2 separate regions of the Mus musculus genome follow, and region 1 is linked to region 2. Evidence: chromatin loops called from intact Hi-C (ENCODE). Cell type or tissue: heart. All regions are shown on one strand.

Evidence for each region. A loop is a pair of places that touch in the nucleus more often than their neighbours do. Peaks named below come from ENCODE experiments on the same cell type or tissue, not always from the same donor. Only the 100,000 strongest peaks of a DNase experiment are listed, where the experiment ranks them.
Region 1: a loop joins it to region 2, with 11 times the contacts of the local background. A loop is called at or near these places in 2 of 42 quality-filtered maps.

The regions. Positions count from the first base shown.
Region 1 is chr7:31,532,856-31,540,855 of GRCm38, reverse strand. No RefSeq gene overlaps it. Among named protein-coding and RNA genes, the nearest start is that of Scgb2b6, 83 kb to the left of the region's middle. In heart, no CTCF peak of the experiment used is centred here; no DNase peak of the experiment used is centred here.
Region 2 is chr7:31,394,474-31,402,473 of GRCm38, reverse strand. Scgb2b4-ps reads left to right here. Exons shown (of 3, transcript XM_030243140.1): 2 at 177-283; 3 at 1,348-1,443. The coding sequence ends at 1,443. Among named protein-coding and RNA genes, the nearest start is that of Scgb2b4-ps, 4.7 kb to the left of the region's middle. In heart, no CTCF peak of the experiment used is centred here; no DNase peak of the experiment used is centred here.

The sequences.
Region 1 (8,000 bases), 140 kb before region 2:
GTGAGGTCTGGCATGTGTCAGCCAGAATGTCTTTGCAAGGAAACCAAGTGAGGCCTTTAAATGAAGGTATGAAGGTGAAGCTTGGATTGACTTGGAGACCCCAAGATGTTGGCAGTACCAGGGCCATGGGAAACTTGTTGAGGAGAGCTATAGCTGGGAGTGGAATAAGCCCAAGAAAAAGAAGTGTGTTGCAGTCAACAAAACTGAAAGGAATTGGACATCTGAAGAGTGTTTTAACATCACACATCAGAATGCAGATTTTGGAGTTATCTCAGCTGCTTTTCTGTTTGGCTTTGGCCCAGTATTTCCTTACTATGCTCCACTTGAAATGGTAAGATTTATCCTGTGACATATTTGTGGGATATGTGATATACTTTTTATCTTTATTTTACAAGGATTTACAGTTAAGAGATTGCATGAATCTCAGAAGAGACTGAACTTGTAAGCATGCTGGAGACTATTACAGACTACAGGGTAAAGCTGTCTTTTTCCTTCTTGTGTGTTCTTCCTTCCACCCTTCTCCACCTCTTTCTGTGTACCCTTTCAAATTCCTAACAGTAGATAGAATGAGAGAGAGAGAGAGAGAGAGAGAGAGAGAGAGAGAGAGAGAGAGATCCACAAATTGATCCAAAGGTTGCAAAGTGGGTGATTTCATCATTTGAGTACTTCCTGCTGATTAAGGGTGTTGAGTCCTTTGGGACAAATTTGATCTACAGCATCAGAATGTAAAATGTTATTCTTGTTTATTCTTTGAGGATGACTACTTAACAATCTACGACCAACAACAACCAGCAACTAACAAGCAAACACCCAACTCTGGTGGCCCTAGTGTTTATATACCTTCTGAAGAGTTCCCAGCATTCCAAATATCCCACATTCACAGAAACTATTTGCAATTGGTAAAATCATGCCCTTGCTAGAACACAAGGCAAATCACAGTGAGTTACTGTTAACTGCCAGAGAAGAGCAACACCCTCCCTAAATAACTAAATAGGGTAAAAATGAATTAAATTGATAAACCCTAATTCATATTCATTTGGAAGTTAAGACTCAATACGAAAAAGGAGAAGGAAAGAGGATAACATCACAGATAAGCAGGAACTAGCCTGCCTCCATCTTATGCTTAAAAGCCATCTTATAGTAAAGACAAACTAAGTTCATTCATGTTAATGATTAAACAAAACTCTGTATCTGAAGAATTGGACTAAGTCCTACCTGTAATCTTAAATACAAGTGGCTCCATACTACCTGTTCTAGAACTGATAATCATGTCTTTGTTTCAAAAGTTGTTTGTAACCATCTTGCAACCCTATCTTTGTTTCAGAAAGTTTATATGTCTCCTTATGCTACCACTTCTGACTATGACCACCCTGTTACTCACAGCTTGCAGTCATATCTTTGATTCAAGAGGTCATTAAGACTAATTTCTTTGTCCTCCCTATTTTGCCTACCAAGTACCTTATCTCCAAATTCCCTACCCATGGACTGTATAGGTCTTGTCTATTTCACGTCCAAGGTGACATATCAAACACCTACTTAGGGAGAGGCAGAATGTATACACAAATAAATAGCTCAGTTTAATTAATTGCATGCTTTAATTACTATGACCATGATGATTTAGGTGGGTGTTTTCCCTCCCATCTTTTAGGTTAACAATACCAACATTATTAGAAAGATCATAAAGACACTCTTTTAAACCCAGTGTCACACTAGATTGGAAAATCTAAAGAAATAGATTTTATGTATAAAAACTACAAAGGCTAACCCATGGCAAGATATGTAACTTATGACTACAATGTCACTTATAACTTCAATGTAACTTATAACTACAATGCAACTTTTGACTACAGTGTATCTTAAAACTACAATGTAACTTGTAACAGAAATGAGATTGAAGCAGTAGTGAAAAGTTTCCAGTGTTAGACTAGCTGGGTTCACTGCTGACTTCTACTAAGCCTTTAAAGAACTAAGATTAATGAATCTCGAGGTATTCTACAAAGTATATTAGCAGAATTCAATTAGTGAAGCCAATATTATTCTGATACCAAGTCAAAGACACAACATAAAATGAAAATTATAGGCTACTCAATGATGAAAATAGACACAATATTCTCAGCAAAGTTGTGTTGTACTCAGTTAAAGAACACGTCATTCCACAGATGGCTCAATGTATGAATATCCACAAGTGTTGTCACAGATTCAAAGGGAGAAACCACAGGAGCACTTAACAAGCACAGGCTCCTCTTAAAATCCAGTATTTCACCACTGTTTGTTTGTTTGTTTGTTTGTTTGTTTGTTTGAAGTGTATCTTTCCATGTTGGTCTTGAGCTCATAATCTTACTGAGAAAAGGGTCTCTCTCTCTCTCTCTCTCTCTCTCTCTCTCTCTCTCTCTCTCTGTGTGTGTGTGTGTGTGTGTGTGTGTGTGTGTGTGTGTGTGTGTGTGTGTGTGTGTGTTTGTTTGTGTGTTTGGTGGATTCGACTTTCTTTTGGGCTGTTGGCAATCACTGTCAAAGTCTGTTAGAAATGCCTAACAATGATGACTCACATATTTGTCCCAACTCTTAGGAGGAAGAGCCTTCCTATCACTGTGAGGTAGAGGTCAGCCTGCTCTACAAAGAGAGTTCCAGGCCACCCAAAATTACACAGGAAGAGCCTGTTAATAATCATCATTTTTATGTTCATTAAGTTCACACAGAAAGTGTCTCCTGTTCATTGTCTCATGACTAAGCAAGAATATTTCAGTTTGGAGTGACATGTCCCCATAACTATCAACTGCCAGACTATGCATTGCTGCTCTAGTTACTCTGATGACTGGTCAAAAAGACAGCATGATGGGCATTTTGATTATTCCACAGATACCTTTGAAAAACTGGAATCTACTATCAGCTGGTTTCTCCAGCTCCTTAAGACTCAGCATCTAGCCACCGGTTACAGTGTATCCAGAAGATCTTTACTACCAAAGAATTACAGATGACTCTTCAGCCATCCCTACCCGGTCCAGAAGGAGAGCATTTCCCACTGCAGGGGCACAAAGGGGGAATTGTTGTGAAGGGTGCTAAGAGGCAAGGTTGTGGTAGATTCCCTGCTACCCAGACCTATGGAAACAGACTTACAGGCCCATTTATTCAGAGAGGAGAGTCTCTGGAGCTATCTGCCTGGTATTGACATTTTAGGCCTCATTAAAGGGTTCTTTTGAGAGCACTTTTGTCTTTCTTTAGGAAGTGTGGGCTGAACAGACAGCAATGGAGGATGCTGAAGACAGCAGAGCAAATCCTGAGGCAGGAGTGTGATGACTATGGAATAGGCCAATTGCTTTGCAGCTCTGTGGCAACTGGTTCATTTGACAGGGGAAGGGCAGGAGACAGTAGGTAGGGTCATGGAAGGATGAGAGGTAAGAGGCAGATTATAAGGAAGGACAAAAGGGATCCAGAGGAGACGATCTTTAAGTACTGTTTGCCAGAAATGGTCTATGGAGCTATACAATCTTTGGAGAGTCCAACAGGATCTAGAGCCTCATCACAGTAGAGTGCCAGGTAGGCTCACATACCTGTCCATTCTGTGGAGGCTGCAACATAGGTAGATCTCCTGGTTGTATGCCAGTGTGAAAACTGCTCATCAGAGGGTAACACAGCAGCCTCCACCACCTGCCAGCTGTTGGGGCTGGTCTTCAGCTGCTTTGTATTCAAATGCTAAGTTCTAGACCAAGGTATCTGGACTCCCCAACCATCTGACCCATTTGTAATCTGATAAAAAAAATACACACATACAACAAATGTTGCTTTGTAAACTCTGCTCATCTTATCCTCTGACTAGTTTAAAAAAAATGTGGCTGCCAGCTAATAATGGAGTATTAGGGGGATTCTGAGCTTCTTTTCACTGGGCTTGGGGGTCAGAGGTAAGGATCAGAAGGCAATAGAAGAGTAGAGAGGAGGATAAAGAAATTGGAGAGGGGGAAAGGCTGCCATGAGGCCTGATGGCTCAAGAGCATATTACAAGGATCAGTGGACCATTCGGGCAGATTGATGGAGCAGAAATAATCCTGGTGACACTTGGACAGCAAGTAACATGGGGTTTATGAATTGGATGTAAGTTAAAAGAGTACAGAACCCGCCCAATTTAGGCTTATAGCTCTTCAAATAATATACCAAGTCTTTGTGTCTTTTATAGAGGCTAGCTAAAATATGTATTTCATTTAGTGCCAGCTTCTGCTCACTGTTGCCAAACATGGAGGGCAAAGAAGAGGTGGAAGCTAGCCTGGTAGAGCATCCCTCTACCTGAGCACAATTTTTATCTTTGTGATTAAGGAGATCCAGACAGGTAACTGGGGCACACCTACCTCAGCTTCCCACAAATGGGGATCGCAGGTGGAAAGTACCATGTCTTCACATCATTTCTTTAGACTTTGCGTGTCATCTGATTGCTCTGTGTAAGCACGTACCTGCAATCTACCATTTAACCACTGTGTTTGTCATTTGCAGAGACTTTATACTAAGTATGACACCCTTTCTCTGTAAGTATGTCACAAGCAAAAAGCAGGGCCTTCATATGCTCTGCCCTCGTTGCCTAAAACACTTTTTCTCCACCTGCCTGGGTAATTTGTCTCCTAAATACTCAGTCTGCTTCAAAAATCAACATGTCTGAAGGAAGGGCCACCTATGCATTAACATGTATGATGCACACACCAATAGCCACGTTGAGTATTGGTCCCCATTGTGGCTGGCCTGGTCAGTGAGTATAACATGGGTGCTTGAGAAGCAGAGTGGAGACTCTGCTCTCTGTCTTCCACAATATCCGGTTATTCTTCTACTGTGTACCCTGGGATCAGACATCACAAGTCCCTGACTACCTGAGCTTGCCCTATCCTTGACTTTCAACATTTCAGATCATGAAGAAAAGTAACCTCTTTCCCAAATAAATTACCTAGTCTTGGGTCTTTTTACTGAAGGGAGATCAACTCCCAGAAGTAACATCTACAGATCCTCTGGAATTCTTCTATAAGTTGTAAGAACATAGACTTTCATTCATGTTCCTTTTTCTTCAAAATTTTATTAGATATTTTCATCATTAACATTTCCAATGTTATCCCAAAAGTTCCCTATATCCTCCCCTGACCCTTCTCTCCTACCAACCCACTCCCTCTTCTTGGCCCTGTTGTTGCCCTGTACTGAGGCATATAAAGTTTGCAAGATCAAGGGGACTCTCTTCTAAATGATGACCAATTAGACCATCGTCTGCTACATATGCAGCTAGAGTCAAAAGCTCTGGGGGTACTGGTTAGTTCATATTCTTGTTCCAACTATAGGGTTGCAGACTCCTTCATCTCCTTGGGTATTTTTCTCTAGCTCCTTCATTGGGTTCCCAGTATTCCATTCAATACATGACTGTGAGCAACCACTTTTGTATTTGGAAGGCTCTGGCATAGCCTAACAAGAGACAGCTATATCAGGGTTCTTTCAGCAAAATCTTGCTGGCATATGCAATAGTGTCTGCGTTTGGTTGCTGATTATGGGATGGATCTGAGGGTGGGGCAGTCTCTGGATGGCCCATCCTCTGGTCTCAGCTACAAAATTTGTCTCTGTAACTCCTTCCATGAGTATTTTTCCCCATTATAGGGGGGGGGGACAAAGTATTCACATATTGGACTTTGTTCTTCTTAAGTTTTATGTGTTTTGCAAATTGTATCTTGGATATTCTAAATTTCTGGGGTAATATCCATTTATCAGTGAGTGCATATCACTTGAGTTCTTTTGTGAATGGGTTAACTCACTGGGGATGATACCCTCCAGATCCATCCATTTACCTAGAACTTAAACATAAATTCACTGTTTCTAATAGCTGAGTAGTACTCCATTGTGTAAAAGTTCAACATTTTCTTTATCCATTCCTCTGTTGAAGGATATCTGGGTACTTTCCAGATTCTGTTATTATAAATAAGGCTGCTTTGAACATAGTGGAGCATGTGTTCCTATTGTCATTGGAACATCTTCTCGGTATATGCCCAGAAGAGATATTGCTAGAACCTCTGGTAGTACAATGTCCAATTCTCTAAGGAACCGCAGACTGTTTTCCAGTTGTACAAGCTTGCAATCCCACCAACAATGGAGGAATGCTGCTCTTTCTTCACATCCTCACCAGCATCTGCTGTCACCTGAATTTGTGATCTTAGTGATTCTGACTGGTGTGAGGTAGAATCTTAGGGTTGTTTTGATTTGCATTTACCTGATGATCAAGGATGTTAATCATTTATTCAGCTGATTCACAGCCATTCGGTATTCCTCAGTTGAGAATTCTTTGTTTATTCTGTGCCTCGTTTTTTTAATGGGGTTATTTGTTTTCTGAAGTCCAGCTTCTTGTTTGTTTGTATATATTGGAAATTAGATCCCTATCAGATTTAGGATTAGTAAAAATCCTTTCCCAATATGTTGGTGGCCTTTTTGTCTTACTGACAGTGTCTTTTGCCTTACAGAATCTTTGCAATTTTATGAGGTCCCATTTGTTGATTCTCAATCTTACACCACAAGACATTGCTGCTCTGTTCAGGAATTTTTCTCCTGTGCTCATATCTTCGAGGCTTTTCCCGACTTTCTCCTCTATAAATTTCAGTGTCTCTGGTTTTATGTGGAGGTCTTTGATCCACTTATACCTGAGCTTTGTAAATAGAAGACAAGAATGGATCAATTTGAATTCTTCTACATGATAACTGCTAGTTGTGCCAGCACCATTTGTTGAAAATGTTTTCTCTTTTTAACTGGATGGTTTTAGTTCCCTTGTCAAAGACCAGTGACCATCAGTGTGTGGATTCAATTGTATTCCATTGATCTAGCTGTCTGTCGCTGGAGCAGTACTATAAAGTTTTTATCACAATTGCTCTGTAGTACTGCTTAAGATCAGGCGTGGTGATTCCACCAGAGGTTCTTTTATTGTTGAGACTCATTTTTGCTATCCTAGGTTCTGATTATTTCACATGAATTTTCAAATTGCCCTTTCTAACTCAGTGAAGAATTGAATTGGAATTTTGATGGGGAGTGCATTAAATGTGTAGATGGCTTTTGGCAGGACAGCCATTTTGACTATATTAATCGTGCCAACCCATGAGCATGGGAGATCTTTCCATCTTCTGAGATCTTCTTCAATTTCTTTCTTCAGAAATTTGATGTTGTTATCATAGAGATCTTTTACTTCCTTAGTTATAGTCACACCAAAGTATTTTATATTATTTATGACTATTGTGAAGTGTGTTGTTTCTCTAATTTTTTTTTCTCAGTGGGCTTATACTTTGTGTAGAGAAAGGCCATTGACTTGTTTGAGTTAATTTTATATCCAGCTATGTCACTGAAGCTGTTTATCAGGTTTAGAAGTTCTCTTGTGGACTTTTTAGGGTCACATACATAAAGTATCATATTGTCTGCCATGAATGATATTTTGACTTCTTCATTTCCAATTTGTTTCCCCTTGATCTCCTGTTGTTGTAGAATTGCTCTGTCAGGGACTTCAAGTACTATATTGAATATGTAGAGAGACAGTGGGCAGCCTTCTCTAATCACTGATTTTAGTGGAATTGCTTCAAGTTTCTCTCCATTTAGTTGGATGTTGGCTACTGGTTTGCTGTATATTACTTTTGTTATGGTTAGGTATGGGCCTTGAATTCCTGAACTTCCCAAGACATTTTACCATTAAGTTGTGTTGGATTTTGTCAAATGTTTTCTAAGCAAGTAATGAGATGATCAAGTGGTTTTTGTTTTCAGTTTGTTTATATAGTGAATTACATTGATGGATTTCCATATATTAAACCATCTCTACATCGGTGGGTTGAAGCCTACTTGATCATAATGGATGATTGTTTTGATGTCTTTTTGGATTCAGTTTTCAAGGATTTTTTTGAGTATTTGTGTATCACATTTCTTAAGGGAAATTGGTCTGAGATTCTCTTTCTTTGTTGGGTCTATATGTGGTTTAGTTATCATAGTAATTGTGGCTTCATAGAATGAATTGGGTAGAA
Region 2 (8,000 bases):
CAGCGCCATCTTATAGTGGCAATTGCTCATGGCTCCCGATTGCTCGCTGCATGGCTCTCCACATTTGACTATGAGAAAAGTCAGTTAAGGCATTTGTAGGTGCTGCAAGGAACATTGGGCCTCTGTTTTGACCATCCCATTGTCTTTTAATGGTGTTTTTCACTCTGTGTTTGCAGCAGAAGCATGTGTTCCTTTCTTTGAAGTCTATTCAAGTGTTGTCTCTGGAAGTAGGGTGTGGATGTATCAAGAACTCCAGGCATTCAATGCTACTGCAGAGGAAAAGGTGGCCTTGGAAAAAATCCAGGGCTGCTATTGAAAGGAAAGATTAAGAAACATACTTCTGGAACGCAAAATTATGGTAATTTTCTCCCTACCTCCACTCACCCATGAAACAGATGCTGTAAGGCTGTGTACAAGTGATAGATGCAACCATTACTACATGTCAGGTGACTTGCAACTGAGAACTGAAACCTTTGCCCACCCTAGTACATGTAAAGCAGCATGCCATGTACACAGCCAGCCTGTTCCTTGCATGATCCTGCAGCTCACTCGCACATGCTGGTTAAATATGTTCTCACCCATAGTAGGAACAGGGAATCCTTGGGATGGCCTCTGCACTGGTTTGGTACTCCCAGCTCTACTCTAAGATGCTTGAAATTTCTCACCAGTGTCTTTTTTGGAACCTCTCTGGGGTCTATTTTACCCAGCCCGATGAAGGCCATTTCTGCGGACATCATCTGTGCTAAAACAAAACCTCCCACCATGTCTGAAATGCCACCCCCACCCCAGGGACTGTCTATAGTTCCTCACCACTGTTGTCACCTGTCCTCTCTTGTTTCAAGCATAACTGGATTACAGAGATGCATATTTTGAACAGTGCAGCTCTCACCCTATTTCCCAAAGTATATTACTTGAGTATCAGGTCTTGAAAAACAACAGTGCTATCCAAAATTATCTTCCTCTAGCAAGTCCAAATGGGGGACATATTTTTAACATGGCTACACAGCAAATGTGCCCGTAGAGAGGTGCTCAATTATGTGAGATATCACCAAACTCATACTCAGATCTACTGTCCCTCTCTAGACCTAGCCGCCATTATGCTTTCCAGAACCTTCTCCACTTCTTCCCTGCTTGACTATGGTGGTTTTTCAGGCTTCCTCCTGAAGGGTGTGAGTGAACTCCAATTCCCTTGAGGCAAAATTAGTTACTGGAGACCTGAATCACTGTATTGGATTTTCTTTGCTGTGCATGAGGATCAGTCTCCTTGTGGGTGGTTGGGGAGCCCTGCTGAGGTCCTGTACCTTGCCTATAGCCAACACTGTCCCTCTCTGCCTTTTTGTTTTCCAGAAAGCCATGGACGCCAGCCCAGAATGCCAGTCACACTATAGAAGGGGCACTGTAAAATCCTATTTAGACTATCTTTTCAAGGTATTAAGACAGTAGATGTTAATGTGTTTGGGACAACCCATCTTTGCAACATTTCTGATCCAAGTGCCATCTTGCTGACCTGTCCTCTTTCTCTCCTGAAGTTGGATTCCTGATCCTGTTCTTTCATGATCCAGTCTCTTAGACTGATTCAAATAAATGCTTGCAGCTCTGTTCTGTGACCTGTGTCTATGTGCTAAACAAGGTCTTCAGAGGATCCAGGAAATACTGAGAGAAATGATTTGTATAGTCACTGAGAGCAACGTGACTGCTCCTGATTAGCCAGGTGATCATGAGAGAGACTTTCTGGTCTCCTTTTATTGTTACTGTGTAGACCAGGCTGGCCTGGAACTTACAGAGATCCATGATCCTCTTCCTCCCGAGTGCTGGGATTATAGATGTGAGCCCCCATGCTCAGTTTACTGGAGCTCTGTGAGACTCTGGAGACTGGGATTGTCTGAGGGAAAATAGCATGTAAGTAGCCACAGGATTCACCAGGTTGTCAGGATAGAAAAGAAGTGGAAAAACACTTAACTCATGTGCGTTCTCTGGGCTGTATCACAAGACTATGAAATCCTTGTTTCCAGTTATATCAGGAGAGTAAAGCAGAGATCACAAGGGTGTGCTTCTCAGATAATCTTGGTCTGATAGTGACATTTACCATTTGTCACACCCTGACCAATATAGCAGTTTCTAAGACAGTGATGGTTACACTATGAGACCTACCTCAAAGACAAAACCAAGGGGGCTGAAGAGATGACTCAGGAGTTTAGAATGCTGGCTGCTTTTCCAGAGGTCCCAAGTTCAATTCCCAGCAACCACAAGAAGGATCAGAACCATCTGTGACCCACTTCATGTGTGTCTGAAGACAGCAACAGTTTACTAATATACATAACATACATAAATAAATCTTTAAAAGAAATCCAAAACTTAATAATATACAAAAAAATTTCAATGAGGAAAGAGACAGGAATCAATGCCCAACATGAGGAAAGAGTGAAGCACTTGGAAGAAGGTTGAATGGGTAGAGTGTTTCAGTGCATTATTGGGAACCTGAGTTTGGCTGCCAGAATCAATGTAAAGCCAGACTTGTTAGTATGTGTCTAGAGTCCTAGTGCTCCTGTTGAGAGATTGGAGGGCTCAGGTAAATTCTCAAAAGTTTGTAGACCAGCTACCCTGGCATTCCACAATATCAGAAAGCCAGAGGACTGTACTAAACAATGGCTCAGGATTGTCCTCTGATCTCTACATGCATGCTGTGCCATATGCATATCCACTCTTTCTACACTCAAACACAAAACAGCAACCCAAAAAGTAAAAGGGAGAGAGGACTGGAAAGCTGTGTAAATGAAAATGATGAACTCCATTTGTTAAAATTGGCATACAACATAGTAACACAACTCTTATTCTGTATAACAGTGGCAAAAATTGAGAAGACACATCGAAGAGAACAAGTGCTGGTGAGCAGGCTGAGGGACTGAAAGTTATACAAAAAAGACACATTGGTCAGTGTTTAAGACTGACAAGCATGGATCCATTGCTCTGTTCATCTGTTTCCTGATGTGACATGAAAACAACTAGGGCTTCCTAAAGAAGGCTGACTTGTTCTGTGGAAGGCCAAATGGCCTTCCCAGGGACAAAGTTCTCACAGGCAAACCAATGACTCTGAGGAAACAGAACATCTTCACTTTTAACACCCTATCCAGTATTTTTCCAAAATACCATCTCAGGACCAAGCCTGGTCCCAAATCTGAAACCTGTTGAGCTTATTCAAACCAGCAAGTCCAAGAACAGTTTCCTGTGCCCAAGGAGTCCCCACGAAAGGGTGAGGCCTCTTCCTCATGTTTTTCTGTCTCCCACTCAACAATAGTCTGCCTGACATAGCATTGTGTGGCATGATATATGTGCCTTCTCTTGATACATGTAGGTAGTATGTTCCTTCGTTGTTGACATTCTTGTTCCATCATATCTAGAAGGTAAACTCTCACATGTAGAAATGAGGCATGCAGGCCTTTGATGTCTGATTATTGACACGCAGAAGAGAGGAACAGGTTAATGAATGCACATAGAAGCTTTATTTAAAATAGTCCCAAACTGAAGGCAGCAAAAAGTTCTTGGACTAATGACATAGGAGAAATTGCCTTACAACACACAATCCCACACATATATTAATGGAAAATCCTCATGGTTGTACACAAATCAGAGATAATTATTTTATTTACAAGTTCTTCTGAAGGGGGAAAACAAATCAATGAACACCCTGATGGGCAGTTAGGAAAAGGGTGACTATAAGTGGTCACATTAGGAGCAATGAAAGTGATCACTATCAGGACTACAGTGATTTCTTGGTTTTATACATTAAATAACACCTACCATGCCAGTCAGTTGTAGAGAAGGCCTTTAATTGCAGCACTTGGGAGGCAGAAGCAGAAAAATCTCTGAGCTGGAGTCCAGCCTGGTCAACAGAGAGACTTCCATGGCAGCCAGGACTACACATAGTTACCCTGACTCACAATACAAAACCACTAACACCAACATTAACAAGTCTCTCACATTTTAAAATTTATACACAGTAGAAGGCACAGAAATTCTGCCTCAACCAAGCTTTAATAAAAGAAATGGTTCGGTACAAAAGAAATTATTTTAAAACCATCACAAGAATCTGATTTCTTCTATCTATTATAAGTCCAGAGTTTGACCAAAGCCACTGCTCCTGCTAGTTGGAAGAGATTCCTACTTTGACCAGAGCAAAGCATCATGAACAGTAATAACTGACTTTGAATTCCAAGTCAAGGGATCATCATCACCACTGGCCTGTGTAGCCAGAAACATTTGAATATTTTCCTACAAAGAAATAATTAGAGAAGGCTGGAGACTGTCTGTGTGCCCTCATCTCTCGCAGCACAGTACTAAGAGCCTTCTGTTGCAGTAACTCTCCATCCAATATATGCCTAGGCAATGAAAACACAACACAATTAATGTAAATACATACTGTGTGCCTAGATTCTAGGGCAGATCTACTGCTACAATACCATCTTCCACATCAAGTGACCCCATATAACTTGCGGTTTCTCCAGAACATTTGCTTGTTACCATCTTTTTCTTCCTCCTCTGCACTTTATTCCTCTTCCTTTTTATCCTTCTTTCTCTTCCCTCCACCTTCGGCTCCACATTCCCTTTATTTCCCAATAATCAGCTCTCCTTTATTTTACAAATTAAGGTGGGAAGCAGGTATACAGGTAATCATCTAAGTGCTGACTCAATCCTTGTTCCCAACCCCTCACAGGAGAACAGAATTAAAATCAAATATAATTAGCCCCAGGGCTATCCATAACAGCCTTCTTGGTTTTGCTTCCCTGAATTCTTACTAATTAAACATCGTGTTTGGATATATTTGTGTCAAGCTGTAATGTGCTTATTCTATACCTGATATCCTTGAAGGAATATACATGAAGTCCCATGTGTTAGTTATCGAATACTGTTCCACATGATACATACCAGCTCCCTGGAGTAAGCAAGCTTCAGTCACAGGACTTGTAGTGATAGACCTTTTGAAGGATATTTATGCAGATTACAAGAGCAACATGGCTAATGACCCCTCTCACATAACTGTCCCCCATAGCTTATATCTCCATGCTTATGTCAACATATGGGTGATGGCTATATCACAAAGGCCACTTTGGCAATCATTTTTGCTGCCAGGCATTAAGCTGTCTCTATAGGTCATACACTCCATGAACTTCAAGTTCTTACTCCATGGTAAATCTCCCATTGTAGGAGGGAGAGCCAGTAGCTCAAGGTCTCCTTTGGTGTGAGCTCTTTAATATATGAAGATGATGAATTTTGTGATGGTTTGTATATGCTTGGCCCAGGGAGTGGCACTATTAGTAGGTATGGCTCTGTTGGAGTAGGTGTGGTCTTGTTGGAGTAGGTGTGTCAGTGTGGGTATGGGCTTTAAGAATTCATCCTAGCTGCCTTGAAGCCAGTATTGTGCTAGAAGAATTTAGATAAAGATGTAGAACTCTCAGCAACTCCTGCACCATGTCTGCCTGAATGCTGCCATGTCCTACTTTGATGATAATGGACTGAACTTCTGAACCTGTAAGTCAGCCCCAATTCAGTGCTGTCTTTATAAGAGTTGCCTTGGTCATGGTGTCTGTTAACAACTGTAAGACCCTAACTAAGACACTTTTAAAACAGAGACATGGATGTGATGTGGAGATGGAGCAGAAACTGAGGGAATGACCAACCAATAATGGGTCATATTTGAGATCCATCCCATGGGCAAGTATCAGTCACTCACACTATTAATGATATTCTAATCTGCTTGCAAACACGAGTCTAGTACAGCTGTCCTCTGAGAAGGTCCACATAGCATCTGACTCAGACAGATGCAGACACCCACAGCAGAACAGAGGATGCTTCTTAGGTACTCCTATAGAACAGGGGGAAGGAATGCTGGGAAGGTACAGAATGATAAACTCATTAAGTTAGCACAGATGAGAAAATACTTTATCTCAATTGCCAAATATAACAGACTGGACATTATAGGTGTATATAATACCTTATGGTTTTCATAATTGTCATAATGTTACTCAATTTATATCTATGAGAAAGGAGACATTTATTGGACTAAAAGGGGAATTTTTGAGGTTTTGTCTTAATATCTGTTGTAATGCTAAGGGTAGACTCCCCACCCAACCAAGAACTGGAGTCTGCATGTAGACCTATGATTCTGCCCCCAAGTTATTTCTGATTGGTAAATAAAGATGCCAACAGCCAATAACTGAGCATAAGAGACATAGATGTGGTTTAGGTTTCATTGGATTTGGATTTGAAGAGGACCATGGGAGAAGAAGATGGTGCAAGGGAAAAAGCTGCCACATCCAAGTTTTGGGTTTGGTTTCAATTTTCCACAATATATGAGTAAGAAACTCAAACTCAGTGTCCTCTTAGTGTCCAGTAGAGAACATCTTTGCTGACTGACTAACTTAAAAACAACTAAGAAAAAATTCTGTTTTGTTTTGTAACACTGCTTGCCCCTCATATTTTTGAAAATTAATGTGAAAAAAAAGCAATCTGAAAAGAAGTCCAGAAGACATCGTTGTGGAGAGCTCTTAGGACCACTTCTAAAAACGTGACAGTAATTTTACATTGGACGAGAACAGAAAAGTAGTCTCAGATATGTTGTTTATCCTGATATGCCCCTTAGAAACAGTGTTCTTGGTACATTTGTTTATTACCTTGCTATTTCCTTAACCTAGAAATTATCTTATTACTTGCATATCATTAAAATGGTATGAAAGCAGACTGGGAAAATATAAACTTACTTCAGCATCAGAATTGACTGGAGTCATGTTATAATATTGTCTAATTGTCTTTTGTTCTATTTTGATCATCAGTCCCTCCCAGGAGAACCCATTGACTGTCTGAGGTGGCTTGGTCACATACTTAGACATAATATAATTCCAAGACACCATGTTCTTCTTTGCTCAGCAATGTCTAGAAACAACAGTTCTGCAGGGTCTGGGTCTGCATCTTTTTTAGTTTCCCTTTTGCTTTATTGAGACAGGGTTTTTTAGGTAGCTCAGGCTCTCTTGGAACTCACCTCAACTACCTTGATGGCCTCAAACTCACAGAGATATTTCTTCCTCTCCATAATGGTATTGGGACTAAGGGTGTGTACCAGCACAGCCTGCCAGAAGCTTTTTTATATCAAGGTCATGATAACATTATATACAGGACATTGATTCTGGCATATTCACTGGAAGTCTGTAGCTTTAGTTGACATTTTGCTTCTTTGTTTGCCAGATGTATTTTCATTATTGATTTTCAAAAGAGTTTTTAAGTATATATTTGTCTAGGTAGTGGTGGTACAAGCCTTTATACCTTGCACTTGGGAGGCAGAGGCAGACAAATATTTGATGCTGAGGTCACCCTGGTCTACAGAGTGAGTTGCAGGAAAGACATCCTTTGCAGCACCAGGAAGGGTCACTTCCACCAGGAGTCCAGCAACTGTGCTGATGCCTCCTTTTGTAGACATATTCACCAATCTGGAAGTGGTAAGGGGTCTGGACATTCCTAGAACATTGAAGGTAGACAATTTGGGCCAAATCTCATGTTTTATTGACTGAAGGGCTTGGCCTCAAGAAAATTTTCCTACCAATGAGTTGGAAAAACTCCAGGGAGGGCCCAGTAAACACCAAGGGAATTGAGGTACCATCAGGATCTCAAAAGAGAAACGGTTAAAATGGTAGGGGTATTGTGGGTTCAGAACTGGGCCAGGGGAAAAGGAAAATCCCATTCATTGCCAGTCTCCAAGGACAATTTAATCAACACACAGATAGACCACCCCTGCCAGGGGCAAAGATAGTCCAAGTCCAAGAAAACAGAGCAAGACAATCAACTCATTTTTCCCTTCCATGTGTGCAGAAAACAGGTTATAGAAATACTGGGTCAGCAACCGCTGATACTGTGTCTGTCCATTTCCAGAAGGAGCAAAATCCTTTAGACTCACCAAAATTAGAAACCAACATCTTTTTCCACTGAGCAAACTGTATAATTTTGACATTTTC